Linked DNA regions of Homo sapiens: region 1 is linked to region 2. Evidence: chromatin loops called from intact Hi-C (ENCODE). Cell type or tissue: Calu3. All regions are shown on one strand. Links, peaks and the distances in the headings refer to the core of each region. The heading gives the core; the rest is flanking DNA.

Evidence for each region. Peaks named below come from ENCODE experiments on the same cell type or tissue, not always from the same donor. Only the 100,000 strongest peaks of a DNase experiment are listed, where the experiment ranks them.
Region 1: it touches region 2 in a loop (6-fold over the local background); 8 of 110 quality-filtered maps call a loop at or near these places.

What each region holds. Positions count from the first base shown.
Region 1 is chr14:45,283,360-45,291,771 of GRCh38, forward strand. It overlaps the pseudogene DNAJC19P9. Among named protein-coding and RNA genes, the nearest start is that of MIS18BP1, 34 kb to the left of the region's middle. In Calu3, for the core only: no CTCF peak of the experiment used is centred there; no DNase peak of the experiment used is centred there.
Region 2 is chr14:45,523,780-45,532,191 of GRCh38, forward strand. All of the region lies in intron 2 of LOC105370476 (a long non-coding RNA gene), which reads left to right. Among named protein-coding and RNA genes, the nearest start is that of LINC02303, 190 kb to the right of the region's middle. In Calu3, for the core only: no CTCF peak of the experiment used is centred there; a DNase peak (open chromatin) is centred at 3,662.

The DNA.
Region 1 (8,412 bases), core at 1,656-6,655, 240 kb before region 2:
GAGCACAGTTCTACTCAGCCATTTCAGTGCTTTTGTGCAGGTTTTTCTTTAAAATTTAAATACAATGTATCTTTTGCTGTTTATTTTTTTAATAAAAAAATCTCTTTTTTAAATAAAAAATATTCGGCCGGGCACGATGGCTCATGCCTGTAATCCCAGCACTTTGGGAGGCTGAGGAGGGCGGATCATGAGGTCAGGAGATCGAGACCATCCTGGCTAACGTGGTGAAACCCTGTCTCTGCTAAAAATACAAAAAATTAGCCGGGCATGGTGGCAGGCACGTGTAGTCCCAGCTACTCAGGAGGCTGAGGCAGGAGAATGGCGTGAACCCAGGAGGCGGAGCTTGTAGTGAGCTGAGATTGTGCCACTGTACTCCAGCCTGGGTGACAGAGCGAGACTCTGTCTCAAAAAAAAAAAAATAATTATTATTAAAAAAATAAAAAATATTCTGTCATAATATAGTGTTTTATTTTTTAAATAAAAACTAAAACATTCCTCTGCCTCCCCCATTTATTATTATTTTTTTACCTGAGTCATCTTAAAGAGGAGTTTTTATAGAAGTACTTTCTTGGGTTTTGTTTATGATTATCTAAACCTGAGAGTTGATAACAGAATTAGAAAAATGTAAAATTTATTCCAGCTGTACTTTGGAAATTTTTTTTTCCTGCAGATGTTTTTCTTCCTTTGGAAAATAGAAGCCAAGGCCATACTAATGTCCAAGATTCAATAGTGGTTATGTTTTGGTTGAAAGCATAAATATAAAGATTAATTTTATTCTTATCAACATAATCTAGAGATGAATGTGTAATTTTTTAAACTGGTAGTTGAACCAATAGTAATTTCTCATATTTTTGCATCTGTTTTAGGAGAGAGGCAGTGAGAGAGAAACTCTGCCTGTGATGAAACAATTTTGAATTTTTTTTCCCTCTGCAGGAATGAGTTTATCGATAAGCAACAAAAAGCTCAAAACTCTTCTAGGAGTTTGGGGTTCCTATAGTTAGCCTTACATTCATTTTGTTAGGATGACTTCCTCAGAGCCAGAACTATTTTTCTGAGGCTCTTAAAGATGGGAAAGATGGGAAACAGTGGAAAAAGCTAAGGTCTTCCATATGTCACATCCATTCAAAAGGAACACATGGCAGGAACATGAGCTTTTGTTATCTTGGAAGCAGGATTTTTTGGGTTCTCTTCTCATTCTACATTTGCCAACTTTATGATGCTAGTTCATCTCAACCAACCAAGGTTTCATTAAACTTGGTTACTAACATCCAATATCTGTGATTCTTGGTTGAGTTTTACCTTTTGGACCAACATACCCTAAATATATAGGGCATAGTAGAATATGAACCTTGAGGAACTCCATTGATGAACCTGTACTATTGTAGTCTTGTAGAATACTCAATTCCCGTGATTATAGAAGTCTTTGACAGCAGTTTTTCCTGATTTGGTGTTCCATGAAGCATAAGGTAAAGGATCTTTAGATGATCTTATCAGTAGGTGATATTTCTGGATGTCAGCCAATAGTCTCTTAGAATCTAAGGTTTAAGCTGGTTTCATTTGGAGTTCTTTACATTTAAGTCTGGCTACCACTGCCCAAGACCAATATTGTCTCTATTTCCAGATGTTCACTAGTGCCCCCTACTGATGAATGAAAAACTGTTCGCTTATGACTTACACAGTATGTTAAATGTTTAATCTCACGAAATTCTAGTTCCTGCCAGCTTCCTTTTCTTTCTTCCAATAAAGTGGCTTCTTTATACAGGTGTTGTAGTGGAGTTTATGTATCTCCTATGAGACCCAAGACTGAGACTTCATGGCTTAACATCATGTGGTAGGCAGGGACATACATCAACTAGATTTCTAGCTGTAACAATTTCCTATGGCTCCTGTAACAAATTACCACAAGCATCATAGTTTAAAACCACACAAATCTGTTTTATTGCAGTGCTGGAGGATAAAAATCCAAAATCAGTCTCACTGGGCTAAGGATAAGGTCAGAAAATGTGTTCTTTTCCAATTAGATAAGAGAATAAGAAACAGTTTATATTCATATGGAATGGACAATAATATTTGTTTATAGGTTTGTCCCAGGGCTGTTTTTAGTCCTCTTGTCCTCTGTCATAATACAGTTTGAAGAGATCTGGACCCTCTTGACATTTGGCATTACACTGATCAATTACTTTGATGACATTATTTTGATTGAGTTGGATTTGCAGGAGAGGGCTAGCACAGTGGAGGCAATGGCAGGATATGCTGTAGTGTGTGAGAGACAAACCCTATGAAGATATAAGTGCTTGCTACATCTGTAAATACTTTAGGGGTTTATTGATCAGGGCTGTGCCTGTATATATCCTCTAACATAAAAGACAAATTATTGCATCTCGTATCTCCTACATTAAAAAAGAAGCACAATCCCTGATGGGCCTCTGAGTTCTGGAGGCAGCACATTTCTACACCTAGGGATACTTCTCCAGCCAACATACTGGATGACATAAAATGCTGCCAACTTTAAATCAGATCAGGAGTAGGAAATAGCAACAGATCCAGGCTGGGGTGCAAGCAGCCCTGTCACTTGGGTCATACAATTTAGCAGAATTTATGATCATAAAGGTGTAAGTGATAAGACAAGATTCTATGTGGAGTTTGTTGCAAGTCCCAGTGGGCAAATTATAATGTTAGTCCCTTGGTTTTTGGAGCAAGGCAATGCCATTTTTGGTAGAGAATGATATACCTTTTGATGTGCTCCTGAACCCTGGTGGAGACAGGATGCCTGACCATGGAGTATCAAGTAACCATGTATATATTATATAAATTCCCATCATGAGCTGGGTCCTATCAGACTTACCAAATAGAAAGGTCAGATAGCCCAAGCAACAGTACATTGCAAGATGGAGTTGGTACATTTAGGAGCAAGTATAATCATAACCAGATGGCTCAAACAAGCTTCACGAGTAGGTATTACAGACCCCCATGGCACCTATCACTGTTTTAACAGTGCCCTTTCATTCATCTCATGCCTGTGGTTCTATGGAGGATTCTACCCAAAGCACAAAGAAAAAAACTCAAGCTTGGTTTATGGATGGATCAGCTCAGTATGTAGATGAAAGTCAAAAATAGCCCTACTCAAAAGTTGCTTTGAAAAGACAGAAGGTTCTTAGAACCATCGTCTAATACATGCTTTGCCCAAATGTGTTTCTCTCCCTGGTCTCACCAATACATTTTTTTCCCTCCTAACCATAGCTCTTGCTTCATTATATTTTAAAACCATTAACCTCTCAAATAATTTTATGGAATCCACTTACTTACCTCTTTTAAGAATTATCATCCATAACTTTGTCAAGTTTGAACCTTTTTAGAGAGAGGACCTTACTCAACATGTAGATTGGTTACCTTTTTGACCCAAGAATTGTACATCATTGCCACAGCTCACGACCCTGCCAGTGTAATTTGTTTCTTGAGATATGGGGTAGTTTCATAAGACTTGGCTACTTCAGGGTTTTAGCTCTGTGGTGATTAAAGGAATAATATTTAACCCAGAAATACTTATTAAACCTGCCAATCTGTTAAGAAAAAAGAACATTGTTTAGGATATCTTTTGATAGTAAAAGGAAATGCTTTAGGAGGACGAAATAGGTTGGAAGTTTCTGATCAGGCTTTTATATTAAAAAAAAAGATAAATGTAGGGAGAAGAAAAGGAAGTTACTCATGGAAACAAAGAAATTGGGCCTTAAAATCAGAAACAGACCTGGGAGCATGAGGCCATTTATATTCGTGGCCTTTCTTTTTTTTCTTTCTTTTATTTTTTTTGAGACGGAGTCTCACTCTGTTGCCAGGCTGGAGTGCAGTGGCGCGATCTTGGCCCACTGCAACCTCCACCTCTTGGGTTCAAGTGATTCTCCTGCCTCAGCCTCCCGAGTAGCCGGGTCTACAGGCATGCGCCACCACGCCCAGCTAATTTTTGTATTTTTAGTGGAGACGGGGTTTCACCATATTGGCCAGGGTGGTCTTGATCTCATGACCTCGTGATCTGCCCACCTCGGCCTCCCAAAGTGCTGGGATTACAGGTATGAGCCACCGTGCCCGGCCATTCATGGCCTTTCTACATGAGCACTGTGAAAGAAATTCTGACATCTCTTAAACAAGTATGCCTTTTCTCTTGCTAATTAATTTCTGGAATTTTGTTTCAAGTCTGACTTGAGAATGCTATGAAATATATGTTATCTTGTAAAGCCAATCCCATTCGATCAGAGGACAGTTCAAGTTGATTATTATTACTGTTAGTAGTATTATTATTTTGTTCTACCACAGGGCATTTCCCTCCTATAAATGTGCACAAACAAGGTATATAAAGGAAGTTTCTCTAGAACATATTAAAATGAACAATTTACCTTAATCTATGAATTTGCCAGACTCAGAAGAAGCATTGGAATTTAACAGGTTTCCACTAGATGGCAAGCCGCCTCTTTGAATTTCTCAATGGCATCAAGCAAAAATATTGCTGCTGTTTAAAACGTACATCTTTGCATGAGACAGCTGCACTTGTATCAAAAACTAATAAAGGCACTGATTCATAAATTTAGCCAAATTTAGAATCAAGCTATTCAAACTGAAACTGAAAATATATTGTAATGTTTAAAAGTTTTATTTGGAGAATATGTATTCATTTATTAATTTAACAAATATGAAGTGCCTCCTACGTGTTTTTCATGCTTTGTTTCATTTGTTCCCCCTAACAATGAGATTGGGTGTTCTTATTAGTCCCAATTTAGAGACTGGGAAACTGAGGCTTAGATAGATTAAATGATTTAGTAGTCCAAGATATACAGGTTTAAACCTACACAGTTTGTCCCAGAGCCGGCTCTCCTAACCACTACATCTTAGTGCCCACCATAAATAAATTACAGTAAATCAGTGTAATATGTGTAGCACTGTGTCATGTTTAAAAGGATTATTTTTTATTTTCTTCTTACAGACATTAGCAGAGTTAAATCTTCTGGCATGACCTTTATGAAAGACTGTGTATAAACAAGTAAAAATGATTGCAAAACACACTATATTAGAGCAAATAATGTCTGTACAGTGTTGCCTATATAAGCATATGCAAGATGAAAGGAAATGGCATAAAACTCTGCAAAAATACTACAGAAAAAGACAAATGTAAAGAGACAGAGTCAGAGAGAGACTGAGAGAAACATACATGTGAAAGAGAAATGATGAAATCATCTATAAGAAATCATAATTTCTGGCCGGGCGCAGTGGCTTATGCCTGTGATCTCAGCACATTGGGAGGTCGAGGTGGGAGGATACCTTGAGCTCAGGGGTTTGAGATCAGTCTGGACAACATTGCAAAACCCCATCTGTACCAAAAAGTACAAAAATTAGCTGGAGGTGGTGGTGCATGCCTGTAGTTCCAGCTACTCGGGAGGCTGAGGTAGGAGGATCACTTGAGCCCAGGAGTTGGAGGCTACAGTGAGCTGCGATCATGCTACTAGACTTCAGCCTGGGTGACATAGTGGGACCCTGCCTAAACAAAAAAAAAAAAAAAAAAGGAAAAAAGAAAAAAGAAAGCTGGGTGTGGTGGCTCATGCCTGTAATCCCAGAATCCCAGCACTTTGGGAGGCTGAGGCGGGTGGATCACCTGAGGTCAGGAGTTTGAGACCAGCCTGGCCAACATGATGAAACCCTGTCTCTACTAAAAATACAAAAAATTAGACGGGCATTGTGGTGGGTGCCTGTAATCCCAGCTACTTGGGAGGCTGAGGCAGGAGAATCCCTTGAACCCAGGAGGCAGAGGTTGCAGTGAGCTGAGATCGCGCCACTGTACTCCAGCCTTGTCAACAAAAAAAAAAAAAAGGAAAAGAAAAATAATAATTTCTGTAACAGAAACTGTTTCCTTGTTAATGTCTCTTGCTGTAGAAGAATTTTTCACAAATAGAAATTCAGTGAAATGAAAGTTTAAAAGACAAGAATATAAAACAACAGAATGAAATTAAAAGGGAAGTGCAAGGTCAAGGAAACTCAGATGTAAAGCAGAATTTTAAATCTAATAAATATATTAAAAGAATAAAAAGCAGAAGAGACATAGTTAAAATTTAAATTAATGTGATGGAAAAAAGGCATAAGTTACAGTGAATGAGAAGCAAGATGGAGATGAAGGCAATTAGGAAGAGGCTGTAGACATGGATGACTGACAAAACAATAGGCATCTCTGAAGTAGACAACAGATGGTGAGAAAAAGTATTCAGAGATATAATAGTGGAAAATCTCTTTCATAATAAAGCACACACGTCTAATAGGAAAAATTGATACTGAATTACCAACATTGAGAAGTGCCCTGTATGTTACCAAGCATCAAGATTTTAACAACAAAAAAGAATTCTTCAGACATCAAGTAGAAAAAGCAAGTTACTTAACAAGGGGAAATTCAAGCTTGTGTCAGACTTTTTACAGAAACATTTAGCACTGGAAGAAATAGAGGTGTCCACCACATTCTTGGACAAAATATTATATTCATCTATGTTATAATTCAAATATAAAGTATTCAGGGGATAAACATTTAAGAATTTTTTTTTAGGGGTTGCGTTGCTCTCTGGTAGAGGCGTGCAGGTGTTAGCCACACCCTCTGAGCTGGGATGAGCTGTGCTCCTGGTGGAAGCAAGGGAGCCCAGCCGAAGCCATGGCCAGTACAGTGGTAGCAGTTGGACTGACCATTGCTGCTGCAGGATTTGCAGGCCGTTATGTTTTGCAAGCCATGAAGCATATGGAGCCTCAAGTAAAACAAGTTTTTCAAAGCCTACCAAAATCTGCCTTCAGTGGTGGCTATTATAGAGGTGGGTTTGAACCCAAAATGACAAAACGGGAAGCAGCATTAATACTAGGTGTAAGCCCTACTGCCAATAAAGGGAAAATAAGAGATGCTCACTGACGAATTATGCTTTCAAATCATCCTGACAAAGGAGGATCTCCTTATATAGCAGCCAAAATCAATGAAGCTAAAGATTTACTAGAAGGTCAAGCTAAAAAATGAAGTAAATGTATGATGAATTTTAAGTTCATATTAGTTTATATATATGAGTACTAAGTTTTTATAATAAAATGCCTCAGAGCTACAATTAAAAAAAAAAGAATTTTTTTTTTTAAAACTCTAGTCAGATGAAGTCCAGCTAATCCAGAAACTAATACAAAAATAGAGAACCCAGGAATAGAAACACACATCTAGTGAGAATAGCAGTAAATTGGCTGGGCACAGTGGCTCATGCCTGTAATCCCAGAACTTTGGGAGGCTGAGGCATGAGGATTGCTTGAGTTCAGGAGTTTGAGACCAGCCTAGAGAGACCCAACACTGAACATAGAGAGACCCAGTCACTAAAAAGTGAAAGCAAAGGCAAAAGCAAAACCAAAACCTAGCTGGGCAGGGTGGCACATGCCTGTTGTCTCAGCTACTTGGGAGGCTGAAGTAGGAGGATCACTTGGGCTTGGGAGATTGAGGCTGCAGTGAGCCATGATCATGACACTACACTTCAGCCTGGGTGACAGAATAAGACTCTGTCTCCAAGAGAAAAACAGAGTGATGATAAGTGCTTGGCAGCAGTGTACCAAGTAATGGGGTTAAAAAGATGACTAAGGGTGTAATCGAGCTGAAGATTCAGAGATGTTAATCAATTAGAGTACAATGTATTAAGCGCTACTACAGTGATAGAACAGAGAAAAGAGTAATTCTATGTAGAGTAACTGATGTCTACAGCCATACGAACCTGAACATGCCCAGTCTCATCTATGTAGGGTAACTGAAACCTGAGACTTGGAGGATGAGCATCCAGAAGCTAAAAGGGACAGAGTGGACCATTCTAGGAAGGGGGAAGGAAGTCCAAAGGTTTAGCAGTATGAGTTGGCAGTGTGGAATGGCTATATGGTAGGTCATGTGGACGTGGAGAGATGTAAGCCTGGAAAGTCATAAGCAGCTTATGAAGGGATCTGTGTACAAATGGTACCCGTTTTACAATAGTTTGGCTTAACAATTGTTTTTGGCTTTATGATGGTGCAAAAGTGATAGGTGTTCAGCAGAAATCAGACTGAAAGTACCCATACAACAATTCCGTTTTTCACTTTCAGTACAATATTCAATACATTACATGAGATATTCAACACTTTATTTTAAAATAGGGATTGTGTTAGATGACTTTGCCTAAATGTAGACTAATGTAAGTGTTCTGAGCATGCTTACAGCAGGCTAGGCTGAGCTATGATGTTCAGTAGGTTAGGTATATTAAATGCATTTTCATTTTCAACAATGATATTTTCAGCTTATGATGGGTTTATGGAGACCTATCTCTATTGTAAGTTGAAAAGCATCTGTACTTGCTAAGGGGTTTGGTCTTAATCCTGTGACACTGAAGGGTTTTAATGTGGGAA
Region 2 (8,412 bases), core at 1,494-6,493:
TTTTGGTGTGATTTCCAAAAAATCATTGCCAAGGCCAATATCAAGGAGCTTTTTCCATTATGCTTTCTTCTGGGAGTTTTAGGGCTTCAGGTCTTATGTTTAGGTCTTTAATCTGTTTTTGAGTTGATTTTTGTGTATAGCATAAGATAAGGTCCAGTTTCATTCTTTTGCATGTGGAAATCCAGTTTCTCCAGTACCATTTACTGAAGAGGCTGTCCTTTCCCCATTGTGTCTTCTTGGTGGCCTTGTCAAAAATTAGTTGACTGTATATGCTTGGGTTCATTTCTGAACTCTATCCTATTCTATTGATCTATGTATTTGTTTTTAAGCCAGCACCATAATGTTTTGATTACTATAGATTTGTAATATGATTTGAAATTAGGAAGTGCGATACCTCCAAATTTGTTTTTCTTAAGATTGTTCTGGATACTTGGGGTCTTTTATGGTTCCATACAAGTTTTAGGATTTTTTTCTATTTCTGTGAAAAGGTTATTGAAATTTTGATGGGGTATAGGGATTGCATTGAATCTATAGATTGCTTCAGGTAATATGAGCATTTTGACAAAATTAATTCTTCCAATCTATACACATGAGATAGCTTTCCATTTATTTGTTTCTTCTTCAATTTCTTTTATTAGTGTATTATAGTTTTCATTACACAGATCTTTCACTTCCTTGCTTAAACTTATTTCCTAAATTCTTTAATCTTTTTGATGCTATTGTAATTAGGATTGTTTTCTTGATTGCTTTCTCGGGTAGAATAATACTGGTGTAAAGAAATGTAAAAATTTTTTTGGTGTTAATTTTGTGTCCTGCTACTCTACTGAATTCATTTATTCCAAAAGTTTTGCTGTGGGTGGCATCTTTGGGCTTTTCTATGTATAGGATCATATCACCTGCAAATAGGGATAAGCTTACTCCTTTCTGATTTGGATTTATATTATTTCTTTTTCTTGTCTAATTGTTCTTGCTAGTTCTTCCAGTACTATATTGAATAGAAGTGGCAAGAGGGACATTCTTGCCTTGTACTGGGTCTTAGAGTAAAAGCTTTCAGTTTTTCCCATTCATTATGATATTACATGTAAGCTTCTTATTAATGACCTTTATTAGGTTGAAGCACTTTTCTTCTATACCTATTTTGTTGAGGGTTTCTATCATAAAGGTTTGTTGAACTTTGTCAAATGCTTTTTATGCATCTATTCAGATGATCGTGTGGTTTTTGTCTTTCTTTTTGTTAAAGTGGTATATCACATTGATTGATTTGCATATGTTAAACCAACCTTGCATCCCATGGATAAGTCTCATTTGATCATGTATATAATCTTTTTGATGTGTTGTTGAATTTAGTTGGCTAGTATTTTATTGAGGATTTTTGCGTCAATGTTCATTAGAGATATTGGCCTGAAGGTTTTTTTCTTGTGGTATCTTTGCCTGGCTTTGGTTTTAGGGTGATGCTGCCTTCATAAAATGAATTTGGAAATATACCCTCTACTTCTATTTTTTGAAGAGATTAAGAAGTATTGGTATGAATTCTTCCTTGAATTTTGGTAGAATTCAGCTGTGAAGCCATCTGGCCCTGGGCTTTTCTTTGTTGAAAGGCTTTTGATTACTACTTCATCTCTATTTGTTATTGGTCTGTTCAGGCTTTCTGTTTCTCCTTGATTTAGTCTAGATGAGTTGTATGCTTCTAGGAATTTATCTATTTCCTATAGGTTACCCAATTTGTTGGACTATAATTGTTCATAATAGTCCCTTATGATCCTTTTTATTTCTGAGGCATCTGTTGTAATGTCTCCTCTCTCATTTCTGATTTTACTTATTTGAGTCTTCTCTCTTTTTTCTTTCTTTTAGTCTACCTAATGGTTTGTTGATTTAGTGTGTATATATATATATACTTTTTTTTAAAAAAACTCACTTTTGAATTTTTTCTGTAGTCTTTGTTTTCTCTATTTGTTTTTTCTCTGATTATAATTATTTCCTTCCTTTTGCTTACTTTGAGTTTAATGTTTTGTTTGCTTTTTAGTTCCTTGAGGTATACAATTAGTTTGTTTCTTTGAGATGTTTTTCTTTTTAGATGTAAGCATTTATTGGTATAAATCTTTCTCTAATAACTGCCTTTGCTGCATCCCCAAAATTTTGGAAAGTTGCGTTTTTGTTTTGGTTTGATTACAGATATTTTAAAAATTCCCCAGTTGATTTTCTAATTGACCCAATGGTTGTTTGAATGTCTTACTTAATTTTCATATATTTGTCAATTTTCTTGCTGTTACAATTTCTAGTTTCATTCCATTGTGATTGGAAAAGATACTTGGTATAATTTTATTATCTTAGATTTTTAAGACTATTCCATGTCCTCTGATCCAGGAGGCCTTAGGTAACTCTCCTGCAGCCTCTGTTGCCCTGTGACCTGCAGGTACTGGAAGATCCATAGGGAGAATGATAGGACACCTGGAAGCTGGGAAATGGTACAGGGAGATTCATACTATGAAGTCAGGACACCTCAGAATCTGGGAAATGTTTCTAGTTTAAGAGTGATTTGATTGACTGTTTCCAAAATGGCCAACTAGATGCAGCCAGGAAGTGCTGCTCCTATAGAGAGAGAACACAATTTCAACTACACCAACATAATTTGAACAGATCTTTGGAGAGATAACACTGAATGTGGATGGAAAAAAATATGCAGCTGTTAAGGCTGAAGAGGGAGGAAGTTGGGAATCCCAGGTGGAGTGCCTGAATGCTATGGCCCGTCCCCTGTCCTGAATGAAACCTGGGAGAAGGGGTGAGTGAAGGGACTGAGGGTCTGCTCATTCCCATCATTGACCTCTGGGGTTCTAGCTGCAAGGGACACCACACCCACACTGACTTGTGAGCTGGCAGGGGCATCTCCCTGGAGATTAGACAGAGATGAAGCTGTAGTAGGCACAGAGCCAGGAATATTGGAACATGGGTCAGCTCTGGTAAAGCCTGGACATACGTGCCCAACGCCAGGGCTACCAGCCTCCCTCAGAGAGGCTATGGCTCCAGCTAACTGCTGGGGACAAAGCAGAGCCTGCTTCCCTGCAGGATTGGAGCACATCTGTCCTGCAGGCCCGATGACGGCCCGCCAGCCCTTCCCAGGGCTCCTGCCTCGCTGTGGGGTAGAAGCATGTACACAGCGCAGCCTCCTGCCCAGCCTTGGTGCTTTGCACCACCTGAGTGCATTCCCGCAGCATGGGAGCCCTTCAGATCCCACACTGCACCTGAAACTCAACCCAGTGCATCTGGAGGAAGGAGCCCAAGTGGGTCCTGTAGCCTCAGAACTGCAGCCTGTGGTTCAGGAGTGCCAACCTGGGATCTGCACTTGGCAGTTGAATGGGGGAGGAGACTACACTTTCAGAAATCTGAGATGGCTGAGTCACACAGGTTTGCAAACTGATATGGGACCTAGCCATGCCTCCCTCCACAGAGTTGGTATGGTAAGGGTGTGGTGTATTTCCCTACCAGACCTCTGCCCAAGGGAGACCAGCGACCCCAAAGACATAAGAACAACAGTAGCAACATGACGGGCATAGTGCCAGTGATTGGAGGTGGCCGCCTTAAGTCCCAGAGTAGACCTGGCGAGGGTGTCATCTGTCTCCCCTTCAAACCGCATGACACAGCTACAAACACCAGAGGAGCCAAATGGCTGAATAGGAGCCTATTGTCCATTGCTCTCAAGCACCATCTACTGGATTGCCGCCCAAACTACAACACACACAAAAAAATCACTTTACTAATTCTCCTTCCTACAAAACCAAGAACATAAATTCTACCACAAAGACCCTGTACAGAGTCTTAATTCCCTGAAAACGTCCACAAATGAAGCCAACAGACTATACGCAATTTACACCACAATTAAAAGAATACCAGCCCTCCAAATGAGAAATAATCAGCATAAGAACTTTAGCAATGGCAGGGTGCAGTGGCTCACGCCTGTAATCCCAACACTTTGGGAGGCCAAGGCGGGTGGATCACCTGAGGTCAGGAATTCGAGGCCCAGCCTGGCCAACATGGTGAAACCCCATCTCTACCAAAAATACAAAAAATTAGCCGGCTTTGTGACAGGTGCCTGTAATCCCAGCTACTCAGGAGGCTGAGGCAGGAGCATCACTTGAACCCGGGAGTCGGAGGTTGCAGTGAGCCGAGATCGCGTTATTGCACTCCAGCCCGGGTGACAAGAGTGAAACTCCGTCTCAAAAAAAAAAAAAAAATACCCAATTGAACTTCCTGAGTGGAAAAATTTCAGAATACAATCAGAAGTATCAGCAGAATAGACCAAGCTGAGGAAAGAATCTCAGAGCTCAAAGACCGGTTCTTTGAATCAACTCAGACAAAAATTAAGAAAAATGAATAAAACCTCCAGAAATTTGAAATTATGTAAAGAGACCAAATCTACAACTCATTGGCATTCCTGAGGCAGAAGGAGAGATAATAAGCAACTTGGAAAATATATTTGAGAATATAGTCCATGAAAATTTTCATAATCTTGTAAGAGAGTTCAACATGCAAATCCAAGAAATACAGAGAACCAGAATCTCTGAGATGGAGCCAAAGCAGTGTTAAGAGAAACATTTATAGCCCTAAATGCCTTCATAAAGACATTAGAAACATGTGAAATTAACAATCTAACTTTTCACCTAAAGGAACTATGGAAAAAAAAGAACAAACCAACTCCAAAGCTAGCAGAAGAAAAGAAATAACTAAAATTAGAGAAGACCTTAATGAAATTGAGATGCAAAAATCCATACAAAAGATCAGTGAAACCAAGAGTTGGTTCTTTGAAAAAATAATTCAAATTGATAGAACCCTATTTAGATTAACAAAGAAAAAGAAAGAGTAAATCCAAATAAGCACAATGAGAAATGACAAAGATGATATTACAACTGATCCCACAGAAATACGGAAGATCCTCAGAGACTACTGTGAACAAGTTTATGCACACGTATCAATAATAGAAAATCTAGAAGAAATGGATAAATTCCTGGAAGTGCACAGTCTCCCAAAATGGAATCAGGAAGGGATTGAAATCCGAATAGACCATTATCTATTTTTGAAATTCAATTAGCAACAAAGAACGTACCAACCAAAAAAAGCCCTGGGCCAGATGGATGGATTCATAGTTAAATTCTACCACACCTACAAAGAACTGATACCCATCCTGCTGAAACTGTTCAAAAAATTAAAAGTGAGCAGTTCCCTCATAACTCATTCTATGAAGCCAGCATCAGCTTGATACCAAAGTCTGGCAAAGACACAATGAAGAAAGAAAACTTCAGACCCGTTTTCCTCATGAACATAAATGCAAAAATCCTTAGCAAATCAAATCCAGCAGCACATCAAAAAGTTAATACACCATGATCAAGCAGGCTTTATTCCTGGAATGCAAGGCTGGGTCAACATCACCACATAAAGAGCAAAAATCATATGATCATATCAGCAGATGTAGAAAAAGCCTTTGATAAAATCCAACATTCTTCCATGATAAAAACCCTCAACAGACTAGACATCAAAGGAACATACCTCAAAATAATAAGAGCTATCTATGACAAATCCAGAGCCAACCAGCGTCATACTGAATGGGCAAAAGCTTGAACTATTTTCCTTGAGAACTGGAACAAGACAAGAATGCCCACTTTCACCATTTGTATTCAACACAGCACTGAAAATTTTAGCCAGAGCGATCAGGCAAGAAAAATAAATGAAAGGCATCCAAATAGGAATAGAGGAAGTTAAAAGATCTATATTCACAGATGATAGAATTCTATACCTAGAAAACCGCATAGATTCAGTCAAGAGGCTCCAAGAAGATTTAATGGCTCCTAAATGATTATTTAATCATTTAAATACATGATTTCAATAGCGTTTTGGGATACAAAATCAATGTACAAAATTCAGTAGCATGTCTATACGCTACAAACATCTAAGCTGAGAGTGAATCAAGAACCCAATCCCACTCACAACTGTTACTAAGAAAATCAAATTCCTAGGAATACAACTAACCTAGAAGGTGAAAGAGCTGTACAAGGACAACTACAAAACACTGTTGAAAGAAATCAGAGATGATGAAAATAAATGAAAAAACATCCCATGCTCATTGATTGGAAGAATTTATATTGTAAAAATTGTCATACTCCCCAAAGCAATTTACAGATTCAGTGTTATTCTTGCCAATCTACCAATGTCATTCTTCACAGAATTAAAAAAAAAGCTATTGTAAAATTCATATAGAACCAAAAAATAGCCAGAACAGCCAAAGCAATCCTAAGCAAAAGGAACAAAGCTGGAGGCATCACACTACCTGATTTTAAACCATACCATAAAGCTACAGAAACCAAAACAGCTTGGTGCAGGTACAAAAACAGACACATACCAATGGAACAGAATAGAAAACTCAGAAATAAAGCCACACACCTACAACAATCTGATCTTTAACACAGTTGATAAAACCAAGCAAGGGGAAAAGGAATCCCTATTCAACAAATGGTACTGGGATAACTGGCTAGCCATATTTAGAATTTTGAAGCTGTACCCCTACATTTCAACATATACAAAAATTAACTCAAATGGATTAATGTTGTAAGTGTAAGACCTCAAGCTATAAAAATCCTAGAAGAAAATTTAGGAAATACTCTTCTTGATGTTAGCCTTGGCAAGGAATTTTTGACTAAGTCCCCAAAAGCAATTGCAACAAAGCCAAAAGTAGACAAGTAGAACCTAATTAAACATTGCTTCTGCACAGCAAAAGAAACAGATGATCTACAGAATGAGAGAAGATATTTGCAAACTGTGAATCTGACAAAGGCCTAGTATCCAGAATCTATAAGGAACTTAAACAAATCAAGAAGCGAAAAACAAATAACCCCATTAAAAAGTGAGCAAAGGATATAAAGAGACGCTTCTCAAAAGAAGACATACATGTGGCCAACAAACATATGAAAAAATGCTCAGCATCAGTAATCATTAGAGAAATGCAAATCAAAACCACAATGAGATGCCATCTCACACTAGTCAGGAAGGCTACTATTAAAAAGTCAGAAAAATAACAGATCCTAGAGAGGTTGTGGAGAAAGGGGAACACTTACACACGGTTAATGGGAATATGAATTAGTTATTTCACTGTGGAAAGCAGTCTGAAGATTCCTCAAAGAACTTAAAACAGAGTCACCATTTGACCCAACAATCCCGTTACTGGGTATATATCTAAAAGAAAATAAATTATTGTACTAAAAAGACACATGCACTCATATGCTTATTTCTACACTATTCACAATAGTGAGGACATGAAATCAACCCAGGCTCCTATCAATGGTAGATTGGATAAAGGAAATGTGGTAGATATATACTATGGACTACTATGTAGCCATAACAAAGAATGAAGTCATGTCCTTTTCAGCAACGTAGATAGAGCTGGGGGCCATGAATCATAAACAAATTAATGCAGAAACAGAAAACCAAATGCTACATGTTCTTACTTGTAAGTAGGAGTGAAGCATTCAGCACACATGGACATAAATATGAGAAAAATAGACACTATGCACTACTAGAGGGTGGGTTTAAAAACTACCTATTGGGCATTTTGCTCACCACCAGAATGTTGGGATTTGTCCGCCAAACCTCAGCATTATGCAATAGTCTGACATAACAATTCTGCACATGTAACCCCTGTATTTAAAATAAAAGTTGAAATAAAAAATTGATTAAGGTTTGTGTTGTGTTCTAGCATGTGATATATCCTGGAGAATTTTCCATGTGTGCTGGAGAAGAATGTTTACTGTTTTGCTTTTTGTGAAAAGTTCTGTATATGTCTGTTAGATATATTTAGTCTACAGTGTTAAGTCTGCTGTTTTTTAAATTGATGTTGTCTGGATGTTCTGTCTATTATTGAAAGTGGGGTACTGGAGTAGCCAACTATCATTGTATTGCTGTCAATTTCTCCTTTCAGATTTGTTAATATTTGTTTTATATACTTAAGTGCTCTGATGTTGGCTGCACATATATTTATAATCACCATGTCTTCCTATTGAATTGACCCTTTTATCAGTATGTAATCATTATATAATTATCATTATATCTTCTTTGTCTCTACAGACAGTTTTTGACTTAAAGTCTACTTTGTCTGATATAAATACAGCCACTCTTGCTTCCTTTTCATTACCATTTGCATGGAATATCTTTTTCCCTCCTTCCACTTTCAGCCCATGTGTGTCCTTGAATCTAAAGTGTGTTTCTTAGAGAAATTATTAATGAACACAGTGAAATAACTAATTTTTTCCAAACTTTTAAGCATAAGTTATATATCAATAATTTTTAGAATTAGAAATCAGTTTCAACTTTTTATTAAAAGATCTGGATGTGGTACCATTTATATTTTTACTGGATATTAATAAGCTTTCA